2 separate regions of the Homo sapiens genome follow, and region 2 is linked to region 1. A link is an interaction called in ENCODE POLR2A ChIA-PET data of the cell type or tissue named here. Cell type or tissue: A673. All regions are shown on one strand. Links, peaks and the distances in the headings refer to the core of each region. The heading gives the core; the rest is flanking DNA.

Region 1 (7,680 bases), core at 2,763-6,762:
GCAGGCAGCAACAGGACTACATATCAGAAACAAAACTGAATGGGAAAAGCAAAAAATCTCTGCAGGTTCATCTGGATTTTTTAAATTACGACTAATGATATCACCACTTTTAAGATTTTTGAAGAATTTTGAATGACAAAAGTTTCACTATATAGGAAGGAAGGATTTTAGGATGCAAATCCGTTTATATGGTGTGCTTCCAGTGACATTTAAAATTTGCAGTGAAAGTCCCATAATCCAGGTGAGCCTATATTTGAAAGTAACCTGTTAGGTCCTAGAGGTCGATGGGAGGGAGGGGTGTCTGGGACTCCTCTGTTAGCCACAGAAGAGATGGTTGTGGTATATGTCAGTGGCTGGCTGGCAGGAAGACTGGCTGTCCTGCCATGTTAAGGGTTGTATTTGAGGGGTATTCAAAATAATGATGGTCCTTCAGAGGAGATTTTGAAGAATTTCGCACGGAACAGGTTTTCCAGGAACTTAAAAAATATATTTATGTGTGATTGATGGTGTCCTCTGATAAATTGCATCAGAAAGTTTATACTAACAAGAAATATATTTTCATCCATTAAAGTACAGAGTAAAAAGAAGAAGAGAAATGTAGGAATGATTACATGTCAGTAAGGATATCCCAAGGTTGAAGAGTGAAGTCATGAGCAAATTATTCAGGCATTTACTGTTAACATAGTTGATTCCTTAAGTCAGCTTTTATCTGCATTACTAGAAATGCAGGATTTGAATCAGTGGAGAGGAAAAACTGGGTAATTAAGTTGGCTCTGGAAGGACTTAGGTTGTAAAGTTATTTTCACAGTCTCATAGCTGAAGTCAAAGTAGGAACTACCCATTAATTTTTCAGTGCAATTATGTAAGCATCAGTGTATTAAGCATCTACTGTGTACCAGGCACCAGGGACAGAGGGAACATGATATTCATAGACTAAGAGGAGGCAGACCGCAAACAAACAATATCAGGTGATAAATGGAGAGACTTAGATATGGTATGGTCAGTAGGGAAGTAGACTGTAGAACTTTGGGGTCCTGATTCTCTGCTTTCTATTAGACAGTGCTATCACCATTCCACACTTGAGGCTATATGTCCAGGCAATTTTGTTAAAAATCAGTGATAACCTAAATATTTCATGTAATGGTATGTATGATTATAGGACTCATACAGAGCTGGGGATAAAGTAACAGTATACTTTTTAAAGGAAACTTTTTTTACAATATCCCTTAATGAAGAACTTTTTACTGTCCATTACTTTTCACACTCCTTAACAGGACTCTAGTATGGGATTCCTTTCTACCTACAATACCTCGCCCACTGGCCAGAGTATTTCATTGTTGCAGAGGCACCTGGTGGAGAATTAATGGGTTATAGTAAGTATAATACCACTAGTATTTTGTGGAGTAGGTAAAGATTTTAATATAGATTTCAACTGATTGCTTTAGACTGCAGAATTGGAATATAATGATGCTTGTAATTTTATTTCCTCTTCAACAATTCAAGAACTTACTGATCTCTGTTTTGGGCACTGTGCTAGGCCCAGGCGATAACGGCAGTGAACCAGACAGACATGGTCTTAGTCTTCTTAAATCTTTCATTCTAAAAAAAAAAAAAATCTTTCATTCTAAGGCCAGGTACAGTGGCTCACGCCTGTAATCCCAACACTTTGGAAGGCCAAGGCAGGCAGATCCTTTGAGGTCAGGAGTTCAAGATCGGCCTGGCCAAATGGTGAAAGCCTGCCTCTACTAAAAATACAAAAAATTAGCTGGGCGTGGTATCGCGTGCCTATAATCCCAGCTACTCAGGAAGCTGAGGCGGGAGAATCACTTGAACCCCGGAGGCAGAACTTGCAGTGGGCTGAGATCATGCCACTGCACTCCAGCCTGGGTGACACAGTGAGACTCTGTCTCAAAAAAAAAAAAAAAATCTTTCATTCTATACTTTTGTTAAATTTCTACATGGTTTATTTAGTACATAATGCAGGCATCATAGCATCCTCATTGAATTAGCATTACTAACAGAACCTTTAGCTCTGAACTATATGTGTACATCCACATGTACCCACATATACCCACACCCATATGAAATGCAGATATTTGAAAAAATACATACTCTGGTTTTTTTTTTTTCAAAATTAGTTGTGTTTTAAGTATATCGTTCTTTTTTGTTCTAATTCTGATTTTAGAACTATTCTAAATGTAACAGATAGTGTTACATTTACAAGTGAATTTCAAATAAAAGCACTAACTGTTAGCTGGATGACCTCAGGTGGTACTTAAAAACTTCTTTATTAGTTTCCTTTGTAATAAAAACATACTGAACAGTAATTCTATATTTATGTGTAAATCAATGTCTAGTTACTGAATGTGATTTTTGTTGTTGTTGGCAGTTATGGGTAAAGCAGAAGGCTCAGTAGCTAGGGAAGAATGGCACGGGCACGTCACAGCTCTGTCTGTTGCCCCAGAATTTCGACGCCTTGGTTTGGCTGCTAAACTTATGGAGTTACTAGAGGAGATTTCAGAAAGGTGAGATTCAGTTTTTCAAATACACTTAGTGATTTGTGGACCCCTAACCATTTTCTTCCCCTTCAGGCTGAATAACTGTCATGCTTTACAGTTCACAGGAATTTCATCTTCCATCTCCAGTAGTCCTTAGAACAATTCTATCACATAGTCAAAGTGATATTGTTTCTATTTTGCCATTGAGGAAATTAAGGCAAAGTGTTGTAGTGACCCGCTATAGGCCTATAAGCTGAGGAATTGGTGCAATTCAGTTCCAAAGGCTAGCTCTCGAGGTTTCTCTTAGTGTTCCTGCCACAGTGGCACACATTCCTAAAATCTGTTACCATTGCTTTGGCATCTGAATAAATTTTTAGCAGTGCTCCTCGGCCAAAAGAAAATAGTTCAGTCTTAAGCAGTTATATTCTAACTGTTTAATAAGTATTTATAGCCTAACAGCTAATAGCCATTTAGAAAAAAAATAAATTGAAAGAAGAAATATTTTCATTTCATTCTTAAATAACTGTGGCTAGCTACCAATGAGAGGTGTGCACCTGTTGGACATTAAATGACTTGGCAGAACCACTTGCATTCCTGTTTCATATTGATTTTCATCTAGTATTTTTTTTTAATCACAGCAACTGCCAGAAACTCAGCTTCATAGAAATATTATGTCATTAAGAGGAATGTAGCATGATCTTACGTTGAATTTGTGAACTACTTCAAACTAGTTTGCCAATATCTGACATGTAAGGTTTTGCTGTTTTCCCTGAACATTCGAAATATCCTTTGGTGGCTGTATGAGTTTGGGACACCTTAGGGCACCTGAGTGCACAGTTTGCGAACTGCCAGCATGGCATTTTTTTTTTTTTTTTTAAGGGACGTGTTGTATATATCAAACCTCTTCATTACTGGAGATAAAAGAAATACAATAAATAGAAGAGAAGGCCCCTCCTCGTATCTTCATTCTAGAAGAGAGATGTTTGTAGTAGCTTCACCTGTTGTCAAGCTGCCATTTCTTTCTCCACTGTAATTTCCTAAAAGTGTGGTAGGAAAGAGAATAGTTGCTGAGAAGGGTTCTTGAGCTTAATTTCTACTTAATTATTAGATTTAATAAAGGCAAGTTTTAAAGAAGTATCTGTGGCCTGACAAAGACTTCAAGCCAAATTAGAGGCAAAGGAGCTCAAACTCATTCAGAGAAGAAATTGTGTTAGCTGAAAAAGAAGTCGGTGCTAATCTTTAAGATTTTTTAAAGTTCTCTCTAGACCAAACAAAGAAGGGAAGAAAATTTTAGCATGATTATAGTTTACACACATTTATTAATGGCATTATGTTGAAAAAAAGTATTTGGCATTATTGTATAGTGAACAGGGAGTTAGAAAGTGGGTTGTTCAATGAGAACACATGGACACAGGGAGGGGAACATCACACACCAGGGCCTGTCGGGGGTGGGGGTCTAAGGGAGGGATAGAATTAGGATAAATACCTAATGTAGATGACGAGTTGATGGGTGCAGCAAACCACCATGGCACGCGTATACCTATGTAACAAACCTGCACGTTCTGCACATGTATCCCAGAACTTAAAGTATAATAATAATAAAAAAAAGCAGGTCGTAACTAGCTATGACCTTGCACATATAATTTAGGGTATTTGTATGATAGATTCTCCCTCTGAGTAGAAGACCACTAAGCTCTCTTCCCTTCCAGTTTCTAAGCCTTCATTATTTTAGACTAGTTGCTAAGATTTAAGTAATCTTCATTTGTAGGCATATATATACATATACACATACATGATACATATACATATGCTTATATACACTATATACATGTATACATAGTGCATACAATGTATACATTAAAAATAGAAACCAAACAAGTAGAGGAGAAGAAAAATTGAATGATAGAAGTCAACTCCAAAGAAGAGAAAAAGGAAATTAAACCAGCAAAACAAAATGCATGAAATAAAATGGTAGCCCAGAATCCAAATATTGTCAGTAATTACAACAGTAAACGTTAATGGACTTAGGACTTTATTTATTTATTATTAGTTTTGGAGATGGGGTCTTGCTCTGTTGCTCAGGCTGGAGTGCAGTGGCGTGATCTCAGCTCACTGCAACGTCTGCCTCCCAGGCTCAAATGATTTTCCTCTCTCACCCTCTGAGTAGCTGGGATTACAGGCGCCCACCACCATGCACGGCCAGCTATGATGACTCTATTTAAAAGACAAAGGCTGTCTGTATTGTTTACAGGAAATATGTGTAAAATATATTAAAATATTTTTAATACAGAAAGATTGAAAGTAAATTTTTAAATTACCTTGCAAATTCTAACCAAAAGAAAGTTAGAATACTTATTAATAATAGTTATAGTTGAATAATTATTACCAGCATAAAAAAGGGTCACTGCATATTGATAAAATATTTAATCAAGGAAGTAACAAGTCTGGGAGTGGTGGCTCATGACTGTAATCCCAGCACCTTGGGAGGCCGAGACAGGTGGATCACTTGAGGTCAGGAGTTCCAGACCAGTCTGGCCAACATGGTGAAATCCCGTCTCGACTAAAAATACAAAAATTAGCCGGGTGTGGTAGCACGTGACTGTAATCCCAGCTACTCGGGAGGCTGAGGCAGGAGAATTGCTTGAACCTGGGAGGCGAAGATTACAGTGAGCCAAGATCACGCCATTGCACTCCAGCCTGTGCAACAGAGCGAGACTCCATCTCAAAAAAAAAAAAAAAAATAGCGATTTAAAATGGTATATACCAAGTGACATCATTTCAAAGTAAAAATGCACAAATTGACAAAACTACAAGGAGAAATAGACAAATTATTATTATAATGGGAGATTTAGACATGCTTTTTTCTAATTGATAGAACAATGAGATAGAAATTTGTCAAGCCTATAGAACAAGAATCAGCAATTTTCTTCTGGGTCAGATAGTAAATATTCAGGCATTACAGGCCACCTAAAGTCTTGGTTACATAGTTTTTTGTTTTGTTTTGTTTTGTTTTGTTTTTAACAACCATTGCAAAAACCATTCTTAGCTTGAAGGCAGTAGCAAAATAGGTTATAAGCCAACCCCTGCCCTAAAGAATTTCAATCAGTAGCCCAAAATCTTTTCACGAAGAAAGCTGTGGCTTCTCTGGCCAATTTTACTAAACATTTAAGAAATAATGACTGAAAGGTCACTTTTACACAAACTATTTTGCACAAGCCAAAAAAGGGAACATTCCTCAACTTATTTTTTAAGGCCAGGATAACCTTGATAACAATACTTGGCAAAATATGGGAAAGGAAAATTCGAGGAACATCTCACTCAGATGCAAAATCTCGGAAAAATAATTAGCAAAGTGGATTTGGCACTACATAAATAGGATGACACATCAGGAACAAGGTGGTTTCAACTTTACACTAAAGGAGAACACTGGTTATTTTAGAAAGTGCAGCAAACTTGATAAAATCCAATATTCCTTCCTGATAAAAACTGTTAGCAAACTGGGAAATAGAAAGGGGGAACTTCCTTAACCTGAAAAATATCTACAAGAAATTTGTAGTAAATATATTTAGTAGTGATACACTGAATGCTTTCCTTTTGAAATTAGGGACAAGTTAGTCCCGCTTCAGTAATTTACTAGAAATTATAGCACAGGAAAGCAGGAAAAAATAAACGATAGGAGGATTGAGAGGAAACAAAACTTATTTTGCACAGATATGATTATATAAATATAAAATCCATAAGAATATAAATATTTAGAATTAATAAAAGGCAAAGTTGTTGGATATAAAGTCAGTATAAAAATCAATTGTATTTACATATGAGAGGAAACAAAACTTACTTATTTTGCACAGATATGATTATACAAATATAAAATCCACAAGAATCTAGAAATAAATGTTTAGAATTAATAAAAGGTAGGCAAGGTTGTTGGATAGAAAGTCAGTATAAAAATCAATTGTATTTATATATATATAAACAGTAAAATTTAGAAAAAGATGCCATAGCATGAAAAAACATTAAGTACTTAAGAATCTAGCAAGTGCTATGCAAGACCTCTCTGACATTTAAAAAACTTTTTTGAGAGATATTAAAGTAGCCCTGATAAGTGGAGCGATAAACTATCACTGGATTAGAGGATACAGTAAACAGGTAATCGACCGCAGTTCCAATGTAATTGCAGTCAAAATCCCAAGCATTTTTTATAGTACTTGTTAAGCTGACTCTGAAACATACAGAGGAACAGAAAGAGCAAAAAAGAGACAAGATATTCTTGAACAACAACAAAAATGGGTGATGTGCCCCTCCAGGTATCAGACTGTAAAGAGTGAGACTATATCTTAGTGCTGTAGTTATCTAGACCAGTGTTACAGAATTTGAGAAACAGACCCAAGAATATATGGACTTTAACATACCACAGAAGAGGCATTGCACATCAATAGTATGAAGATAGACTTTTCAGTAAAGGTGGTTGGACAATTGGATGTCCCTATGGGAAAAAAAAATTTCCCAGATTACCATTATTCCATACACAAATCAACTCCAGATTTATTAAAAACCTAGATGTGAAACCAAAACTAAGAAGTCTTTTGAATATAATATGGCAGAGTGTCTCTGTGGCCTCAGTGTAGAACTTTTTAAAAAGGCCATAAAAAGGCTAAGGAAAGGATTCATATATTCAGCTTCACTGAAGTGAAGTAACTTTTTATCAAAAGATAACATAAGGATAATGACAAGACAAACCACAAATTGGAAAAAGATACTTGCAGACATTACACAGTATTGAATATTCACAATACATAGAGAACTGTAGCGGGGGAAAAATTGTATGAAAGATTTAAGTACTATACAGAAGGAGAAATCTAAATGGCCAACCAACAGAAATATATTCAGCATTGTTAGTAATTGGAAATACAAATTAAAATCTGAGATATAGTTACACTGTAAGATTGGCAAAAATAAAAACATGTGATGCACCAAGCCTTGTTGCTGTGGAATGGAGGCTTACTCACTTCTGTGCAAGAGTAAGTTGGTACAAGCCAGTTGGAAAAACAGTTTGGTATTAACTAATGAAGATGTGCCCTGTGACACAACAGTGAGACTCCTAGCTATAGACCTTACGTGAGACACTCAACAGAAGTATTCACAGGAGCATCGTTTGTATAGTAAAAGCCAGAAACGTATC
Region 2 (9,592 bases), core at 2,841-6,840, 220 kb before region 1:
CATCTAGAGCAAGCCCTAGTCATCTGCATACCTGAGCGAAGTCTTCCAGCCCCTGCTGGACCCTGTTGGAAACAATGTATCCTCTCTTGGACACAGTCCATGCCTTAGACCTATACTCCAAGGAGCACAACCTGACCAGCCTCTCCCACTAGACCCCTCTTTTATCTTCTCTTGTTCTCGGGCTTCTCCTGCCCTCAGTGCAATAGAACTTCATTAACTAAATACAATTAACCGAGAATGCTTTATTGTTCCTGTTGTTCTACCTGCTCACTGATTAGTGAAAAAGGCCAGCACTGCCATCTGTGGGCTGAGAATTGTAAAGTGACTTAATGAAGATGAAATGTATTCCTTTCTCTTCATTCTCTTTTACCTGTCTATTTTCCTCGATTCTACCCTGTTCTTTCAACCCTAGCAGATGCAGCTTAGAAGCCTGATAATAATAAGGATAAGCAAGTCTTGCTGGAAAATAACTAGCATTTATTGAAAGCTTGTTGTGTGCAAAAAGAACAAAGCTGGAGGCATCCACTACCTGAGTTAAAACTATACTACAAGGCTACAGTAACCAAAACAGCATGATACTGGTACAAAAACAGACACATAGACCAAAAGAACAGAATAGAGATCTCAGAAATAAGACCACACATCTACAAACATCTGATTTTTGACAAACCTGACAAAAACAAGCAATGGGGAAAGGATTCCTTATTTAATAAACGGTACTAGGAAAACTGGCTAGGCATATGCAGAAAATTGAAACTGGACCCCTTCCTTATACCTTACACAAAAATCAACTCAAGATGGATTAAAGACTTAAATGTAAAACTCAAAACTAAAAATCAGATCTTTGTTCTTTTTGCTCCAGATTGTCTTACCTGTACAGACTCTTTTTTGGTTCCATGTGAATTTTAAAGTAGTTATTTTTTAATTCTGTGAAGAATGTCAATGGTAGTTTAATGGGAATAGCATTGAATCTATAAATTGCTTTGGGCAGTATGGCCATTTTCACAATATTGATTCTTCCTATCCTTGAGCATGGGATGTTTTTCCATTTGTTTGAGTCATCTCTGATTTCCTTGAGCAGTGGTTTGTAGTTCTCCTTGAAGAGGCCCTTCACTTCTCTTGTTAGCTGTATTCCTAGGTATTTTATTCTCTTTATAGCAATTGTGAATGGGAGTTCATTCATGATTTGGCTCTCTGCTTGTCTATTGTTGGTGTATAGCAATGCTTGCGATTTTCCCACATTGATTTTGCATCCTGAGACTTTGCTGAAGTTGCTTATCAGCTTAAGAGGCTTTTGGGCTGAGACAATGTGGTTTTCTAGATATAGGATCATGTCATCTGCAAACAAAGGCAATTTGACTTCCTCTCTTCCTATTTGAATTCCCTTTTTATCTTTCTCTTGCCTGACTGCCCTGGCCAGAACTTCCAATACTATGTTGAATAGGAGTGGTGAAAGAGGGCATCCTTATCTTGTGCTAGTTTTCAAGGGGAATGCATCCAGCTTTTGTCCATTCAGTGTGATATTAACTGTAGGTTTGTCATAAATGGCTCTTATTATTTTGAAGTATGTTCCATCAATACCTAGTTTATTGAGAGTTTTTAACATAAAGGGATGTGGAGTTCTATTGGATGCCTTTTCTACATCTATTGAGATAATCATGTGGTTTTTATCTTTAGTTCTGTTTATATGATGAATTACCTTTATTGATTTGCATATATCAAACCAGCCTTGCATCCCAGGGTTGAAGCTGACTTGATCGTGGTGAATAAGCTTTTTGATGTGCTGCTGGATTTGGTTTGCCAGTATTTTATTGAGGATTTTTGTATCAATATTCATCAGGGATATTGGCCTGAAGTTTTATTTTTTTGTTGTATCTCTGCCAGGTTTTGGTATCAGGATTATGCTGGCCTCATAAAATGGGTTAGGGAGAAGTCCCTCCTTTTCAATTGTTTGGAATAGTTTCAGAAGAAATGGTACCAGCTCCACTTTGTACCTCTGGTAGAACTCAGCGGTAAATCCATGTGGGTTTTTTTTGTTTTGTTTTGCTGTTGTTGTTGTTGTTTGTTTTGTTTTGTTTTTGGTTGGTAGGCTATTTATGACTCCCTCAAAATTTCAGAACTTGTTATTGGTCTATTCAGGGATTCAACTTCTTCCTGGTTCAGTCTTGGGAGGGTCTTTGTGTCCAGTAATTTATCCATTTCTGCTAGATTTTCTAGTTTATTTAGGTAGGCACTATTCTTATCCTTATTTTACAGATGAGAAAACTGAAGCACTGAGAAGTCAAGTTACCTGTGTGTCATGGCGTCTGGCACATTCAAGTGTTCAGTGAGTGTTAGTTACTATTTATTACAATGAGACTTAGCTTTGGTCAAAAATTGGGATGCGGGTATTTATATGGGCAGGGATGCCCTGAAGCACAATGAGGGAGTAGGGAGTGGCATACGGAGGGCAAAGAGGCCATACAGTCTGTGACATGAGCAGGTTACCACTGTGGGCACCAGGGCTCAATCCCACCATCACTGCGACAGACTGTGTAGGATTCATCTTCGAATAGTCCAACTATGGGACTCAGAAGTTAGGATATTCCTGAAAGAAGTTATAGGGACCTTATTTTTTTTCTGAGATGAAGTCTCACTCTGTCACCCAGGCTGGAGTGCAGTGGTGCGATCTCGGCTCACTGCAACCTCCACCTCCTGGGTTCAAGCAGTTCTCCTACCTCAGCCTCCCAGGTAGCTGGGATTACAGGCACGCACCACCACACCCAGCTAATTTTTGTATTTTTAGTAGAGACAGGGTTTCGCCACGTTGGCCAGGCTGGTCTCAAACTCTTGATCTCAGATGATCTGCCCGCCTTAGCCTCCCAAAGTGCTGGGATTACAGGCATGAGCCACTGCGCCTGGCCCAAGTTACAAGGACTTTTTTTTTTTTAATTATTATACTTTAAGTTCTGGGGTACATGTGCAGAACATGAAGGTTTGTTACATAGGTATACATGTGCCATGGTGGTTTGCTGCACCCATCAACCCGTCATCTACATTAGGAATTTCTCCTAATGCTATCCCTCCCCCAGCCCCCAACCTCCAACAGGCCACAGTGTGTGATGCTCCCCTATCCTGTGTCTATGTGTTCTCATTGTTCAGCTCCCACTTATGAGTGAGAACATGCAGTGTTTGGTTTTCTGTCCTTGTGATAGTTTGCTGAGAATGATGGTTTCCATCTTCATCCATGTCCCTGCAAAGGACATGAACTCATCCTTCTTTATGGCTGCATAGTATTCTATGGTGTATATGTGCACCACATTTTCTTTATCCAGTCTATCATTGATAGGCATTTGGGTTGGTTCCAAGTCTTTGCTATTGTGAACAGTGCTGCAATAAATGTGAGTGTGCATGTGTCTTTATGGTAGAATGATTTCTAATCCTTTGGGTATATACCCAGTAATGGGATTGCTGGGTCAAATGGTATTTCTAGTTCTAGTTCCTTGAGGAATCGCCCCAGTGTTTTCCACAATGGTTGAACTAGTTTACACTCCCACCAACAGTGTAAAAGCGTTCCTATTTCTCCACATCCTCTCCAGCATCTGTTGTTTCCTGACTTTTTAATGATCGCCATTCTAACTGGCGTGAGATGGACTTTTTAAAAAGCAACGATGAACATCATGATTATATCCTGTACGTTGCCACCCATTTTTCCAGGGAAGGAAAGAGGAGAAACCTACTATAAACTATTCCCCCTGGCTTCCTGTACTTCCCCTTTGCTCTGGCATCAGCTTTTACGTGTGCAACAAAACATCTCCAAACTCAGTAGGAAAACTGAGCTGGGTGTGATGGCTCACACCTGTAAACCTAGCACTTTGGGAGGCTGAGGTGGGATGATTGCCTGAGCACAGAAGTTTGAGATCAGCCTGGGTAACATGGTGAAACCTCATTTCTACAAAAGATAACAAAAATTAGCCAGGCATGGTGGTGTGCATCTGTAGTCCTAGCTAATAGGCAAGCTAAGGTGGGAGGATTGCTTGAGTCCAGGAGCTCGAGGCTACAGTGAGCCAGCCTGGGCAACAGAGTAAGATCCTGTCTCAAAAAGAAAAAGACAAGAAATTGATAATAAATATCTGTTTAGCTCATGCAAACAGAGGTTAGCTGGGATCTGGCAGATCTAGGTTGGGCTCAGCTAGGTGACGCTGCTTCCTGCACAGGTTCAGCTAGGCTTGGCTTCCCACTGATGTCTGGGTTCAGGCCAGCAACACTTAGCACACGCTAAGTCCAGGTTGGTGGGCATGGCTACCTGAGGAAAGCTCTCCTGTGACAATGGCAAAAGTGCATGAGTATAAGTGGAAGCCCAAGAAACCTTGTAAAGCTTGTGCTTGGAATCGGCACACTGACATTTTTGTATTATTCTATTAGCCAAAGCAAGTCACATGGCCAAACCTAAGTCAAGAGGCAGAGAAATGTGTTCTGCCTTTGCTGGAGGAGTTTCCACTGTTGACCTTGGCTTAAGACCAATAAGGCAATCTACCATGCTTCCTCTATCTTATGCCAAATTGGGCAAACATGATGTGAAATTTAAGTCTTTGCCAGTGCTAGTTTTAGTTATCACTTTTGGCAAAATCCCAAAACCTTAATGATATTCTAAGTTGTTATTAATGGGAGATGAGATGATACTAAAAGCTGCACACCCTAAGGCTCCAGGAATCTCTTTATCTCAGACCTGAGCTGGGAATTGTTACTTTATCTTGTATGATGGCTTTGTTCACCTTAGAATTATGAAGTGTTTGGAGATGGTGAGCTTGTTCCTCCACAGTGACAACCTGTTAGCACTTCAGCAGCTGCCTCAAATGATCAGACTTGGATTCAGCACACACCAGTTGCCCAAACTTGTCAGAATGAAATAAAAGCAGCAAGTAGAATGAATAAATTGTCAGTCATATTGATGTGTGTGTTTTCCTAAATTTTAGGAGAAGGTTTTGGATTCTGCAAAAATGCCTTTTCTGTGCTTCTCTCAATACCTTGGCTCTCTCATCTGGCATGGATGCAGTTTAGCTGGAAGGAGAAGAGGCAAAGCTTTTATGTTGGTTGGAATTTGCAGCCTTAAATTTACAGGACTTTTTCCAACTTAGCATGGAAAAGACTTGCAGTTTTATGCTTTTTGTGAGTTATAAGTCATAAAGCATATGCTAGGGGTGGCATCACTGTTGTGTTCTTGGCCATCTAAAGAAGGTCTGCGGAAGAAACCTAAGCCTTAAATGATTAAATGTCTTTCCAAACACTCATAAGTTATTTATACTGTGTCCTTGCATTGGCTAAGCAAGCAAGCAAATGAACCCAGACGTTGATGCTAGTGTCTTACAGTGCATTCTAATTAAACTATGAATGAAATCATATGCCTTATGCGTGCCGTTAAGATGCCTGCATGCTTAGTGGCTTGCTTCTGTTTGTATAAATTCACAGGCCACACCTGGCAGTCACAGGCCGCCCCTCTCCTCCCTGAGCCTGGTCCCCAGCAGGGCCAGAGAGGCCGCCATGGCCCAGTAGGAGTCAGGGGAAGGGGAGTCGGGTGAAGGAAAGCTGAGAATAGGATCTTGTGTAGACACAGGCTGTGGCATGGCCCTGCTTTGACCATCTAGCTGGGCTGTAGGGCCTGTTGGGGCCTGGAGTGGCCTCAGCTCGGGTCTGCCATGAGCTCTTTCCACTCCCCGAAGGCCCTGTATAAGTAATGTCATTTTCTATTTGCACAGCAAAATCAGGGACACAGTTTTCTAAAGCACGAGGTGCCTCCCCTCCCCCAGTCCAATGGATGGTCTACCCTGGTTGGTGGGCCCCTGTTTGTGTCAGAGACAGAACACTCCGCAGGGTTCCGGTTAGCTGTCCACAGGTCACTGGCAAGTGGAAACAGAGCAGCAGAGCCCTCTGGAGCCACGGAAGGCCTGCTGCTCGCCACGCAATATCTACTCAGCTGCTGCTGGCCCCCTGGGGGTGGCATTGCTAGTGATGTATAGAATCCTGGGACTAGTGCCAGCGACCCTAGGGATACCCTGGGTGATCTGGACATGCACTGTTATGGTGGCCTTTATGGTCAGGAGACGACATGCAGTGAAAAGAAGGGCAGAGCCGGCCTAAAGGGATGCGGTCCAGGGCGTGGTCCAAGGAAAGGCCAGAGCCAGGATGCAGTCAGCACCCCAGGCTGGTGGGGGGCCTCATGTCACCCATGCCACAGGCCAGTCCTGGATTGCTCCAAACCCTCTGCCTAGGGTTCTGAATGAAATAAGCAGGTCTTTCCCATCAGGACCTAGGTGAGCTTCTGAAAAAAGCATCAAAAAGGAAGCCTCCTGAACTTCCCCAAGTGACTGATGCAAACCACGTCCATATACTTCACAGCTGGGGCAGAAGATCAGGGGAAAATTGCGGATGATCTGAATGATAGCAGTGACCACCAGCAACCTACAGAGCTGCCCAACCAGGAAATTGTCAGATGGAAGCAACGCTTGCAGGCAAAGAAGGCTGAAGCAGGCCAAGGCAGGAATGAAACAGTCATAAATGTTGGAGTGAAGCGACTGACCTCCCCGGTCCACACCCCGGCCCAGCGTCCTGCATCTGCTGGAGGATGGTGGAGACCATGTGGAGGATGGGGACTTGGCAGTGGAGGAGAACATGGAAGCAGGATATGGCAGTCCCCTAGCGTCCCAGCCACAAGTCCTCTGAAGAGTGTGGATGACGATGGTGACTTAGGTGCATCCTTCGAATGTCCTGAGGGGGAGACTGGAGAAGCAGACACGCAATTGTGGGAAGAAATCAAAGGCATAAAGAACTCACAGCACAAGTCCAAAGTCTGATCAGCGAGCAGGCCTCTCTGCAGGGTGCAAGGGCACAGCTGGAGAGGGAGCTCCCGAAGCTACAGCCGACGCTTCCTGTTCTGCCTGATCTCCACCGAGAACACATGATGGGGCCTCATGGGAGTCCACAGAGGAGGACGCCTACTGCCTGGACCTTGAGCAGAGACTTCACAAGGTGCACACATACATGAACCACATGTCACAACCCACAACCACTACAAGAAGATGGCCCAAGACCTGGCCCAGAAATTGAAGAAAGACACTTCCAGTTTTCAGAGGGAGATCCTCTGCCACAAGAGAACAGCCCAGGAAAGCTAGATGGCCGCTGCGACCACTGAGATAGAACTCCAGGTGCTGCAGAAAGAAAATGACTACAGCAGGCAGAAGCCGGCTGACTGCAAGGCCAAGTTGCAGCCTTTCCTGAGTGGCCCTTTGGCTCCTAGGGCTCCACCATCCACAGCCCACAGGAGCCCAGAAGTGCCAAGAGGGGCCAGGCGTGGTGGCTCACACCTGTAATGCCAGCACTTTGGGAGGCCAAGGCAGGTGGATTTCTTGAGGTCAGGAGTTCGAGACCAGCCTGGCCAACATGGCAAAACCCCGTCTCTATTAATAATACAAAAAAAAAAAAAAAAAGCCAGGTGTGGTGGTGCATGCCTGTAGTCCCAGCTACTTGGGAGGCTGAGGCATGAGAATCACTTGAACCTGGGAGGCAGAGGTTGCAGTGAGCTGAGATTGTGCCACTGCACTCCACCCTGGGTGACAGAGTGAGACTCTGTCTCAAAGAAATGAAAAAAGAAGTGCCAAGAGTACCATGGGCTGCCAGGGCCCCCAGGAGGGAGGTGGGTCACAATGTGAGCGCTTGGGTCCAGAGCACCTACCGATTTGATTCTGTTTTCCCTTTAGCCAAGTTCTGAATGCCCAGAGCCTCGGCAGAACATCAGCCGGTGCTGCTCCCTTTAAAGCACTTTTGATTGCTCTCTCGTTAGTTTAGCTACAGCTTATTGATGCTGAAATTGCTCTTATTGAAGTTTGATCATGTTAAGATTATAAGGTACTTTTTTTTTTTTTTTTTTTTTTTTTTGAGACGGAGTCTTGTTCTGTCTCGCCCAGGCTAGAGTGCAGTGGCGTGATCTCGGCTCACTGCAAGCTCTGCCTCCCGGGTTCACGCCATTCTCCCGCCTCAGCCTCCCAAGTAGCTGGGACTACAGGCACCCACCACCATGCCCGGCTAAATTTTGTGTGTGTGTGTGTTTTTTTTTTTTTTAGTAGAGACAGGGTTTCACCGTGTTAGCCAGGATTGTCTCGATCTCCTGACCTCGTGATCCGCCCGCCTCGGCCTCCCAAAGTGCTGGGATTACAGGCGTGAACCACCGTGCCCGGCCAAGGTACTGTTTTTCAAATAACGATTGTTTAATATAAAAAAAAAATGCACAAGGATAAAGCGGAAAGTACCAGATGTATAAACCAATTAGTAACTGTCGCTTCTTGGTGGTGGTTTATTTTGGTCCCCCTGAGACAAGGATTTAGATGCAGTAATTTATTTGGTGAGTGATTCCAGAAGGATGGAGGAGGGGTAGGGAAATGGGAGAGAGAAGGGAAAGAACGAGTGTTAAAGATCAGATGCCACCATTGGCAACGGGGGCTCAGTGGCGCTAGGAGCTCTGCGAGGTGCTGGAGACCTCACCTGCGAGTGGTTTTACCCACAGAGTAAGGGAGCTGGGGTGTTTATCCACAACTTCCTTCCATCATTGGTGAGGACTGCTCCAAAAGGCAGTAACTTCCTGGCACTTCTGGCCACCCATGCGTGATTCAAGTATGCTCCTGTCACCAGAGAGACTTCAGGAAGAGACTCACGGGTACCTGCAGTGGGAAACCCTTGGCATGGATGGGAACAGTGGGTGTGGAGGGGACAAGGGAGGCACCATGAGCATCCATCACAGGGTGCTTAAGAGATTTTGAGGCAAGGAACTAATTTGTAGCTTTTAAAACTGAACGCAGAAACTGTATGCCTACAAGGTCTTTGGTCTGAATGGAGAAATGAGATCTTTTCGTTCATGGCTATTTGAGTTACTTAAATTTGGACACAATCATACAGCGAACCATTATAACCACTAAAAAATGAGGGCCATCTCCTGTGCTAATATGAAACTCTCTTTGAGTTATAGTTTTGAGTAGAAAAAAGCACAGTACAAACAATATTTAGAATATGCTCCCATTTTAAAAAAAAAAAGCTTTGTTTGGGTATAATTTAAATACCACAAAATTTACCTATTTTAAGTGTACCAGTGTAGTGTTTTAGTAAATTTATACAGCTTTCCAGAAACTTTACATAAGTGGAACTATACCATATATGGTCTTTTGTGCCTGACTACTCCCACTCAACATAGTGTTATTAAAGTCATCCACGTTGTAGCAGGTATCAATAGCTTGTTCTTTTTTTTTACCACTGAATAGTATTTCATTGCATGGATTTATCACACTTTGTTTATCCATTCTACATTTGGACTGTTTTTAATTTTATTGTTATAAATCATGCTATTGTGAACACCCACATACAAGTCTTTATGTAGACACATATTTTCACTTCTCTTGAGTAAATACCTATGAGTGGAATTTCTGGGTGATGTGTTAAGTTTATGTTTATTTCTTTAAGAAACTACCCAACTGTTTTCCGAAGAGACTGTACCATTTTATGTTCCCATCAACTATGTATGGTGCTTCCAGTTCTCTGAGTCCTCATTGACAGTTGGTAATATCACTCT

What was found. Peaks named below come from ENCODE experiments on the same cell type or tissue, not always from the same donor. Only the 100,000 strongest peaks of a DNase experiment are listed, where the experiment ranks them.
Region 2: POLR2A ChIA-PET joins it to region 1 with 7 read pairs; 2 of 35 experiments call an interaction of 5 or more read pairs at or near these places.

The regions. Positions count from the first base shown.
Region 1 is chr20:20,024,395-20,032,074 of GRCh38, forward strand. NAA20 (N-alpha-acetyltransferase 20, NatB catalytic subunit) reads left to right here. Exons shown (of 6, transcript NM_016100.5): 3 at 1,283-1,373; 4 at 2,390-2,525. Among named protein-coding and RNA genes, the nearest start is that of NAA20, 11 kb to the left of the region's middle. In A673, for the core only: no CTCF peak of the experiment used is centred there; no DNase peak of the experiment used is centred there.
Region 2 is chr20:19,802,799-19,812,390 of GRCh38, forward strand. All of the region lies in intron 2 of RIN2 (Ras and Rab interactor 2), which reads left to right. It also overlaps the pseudogene LOC100421663. Among named protein-coding and RNA genes, the nearest start is that of RIN2, 49 kb to the left of the region's middle. In A673, for the core only: no CTCF peak of the experiment used is centred there; a DNase peak (open chromatin) is centred at 4,523.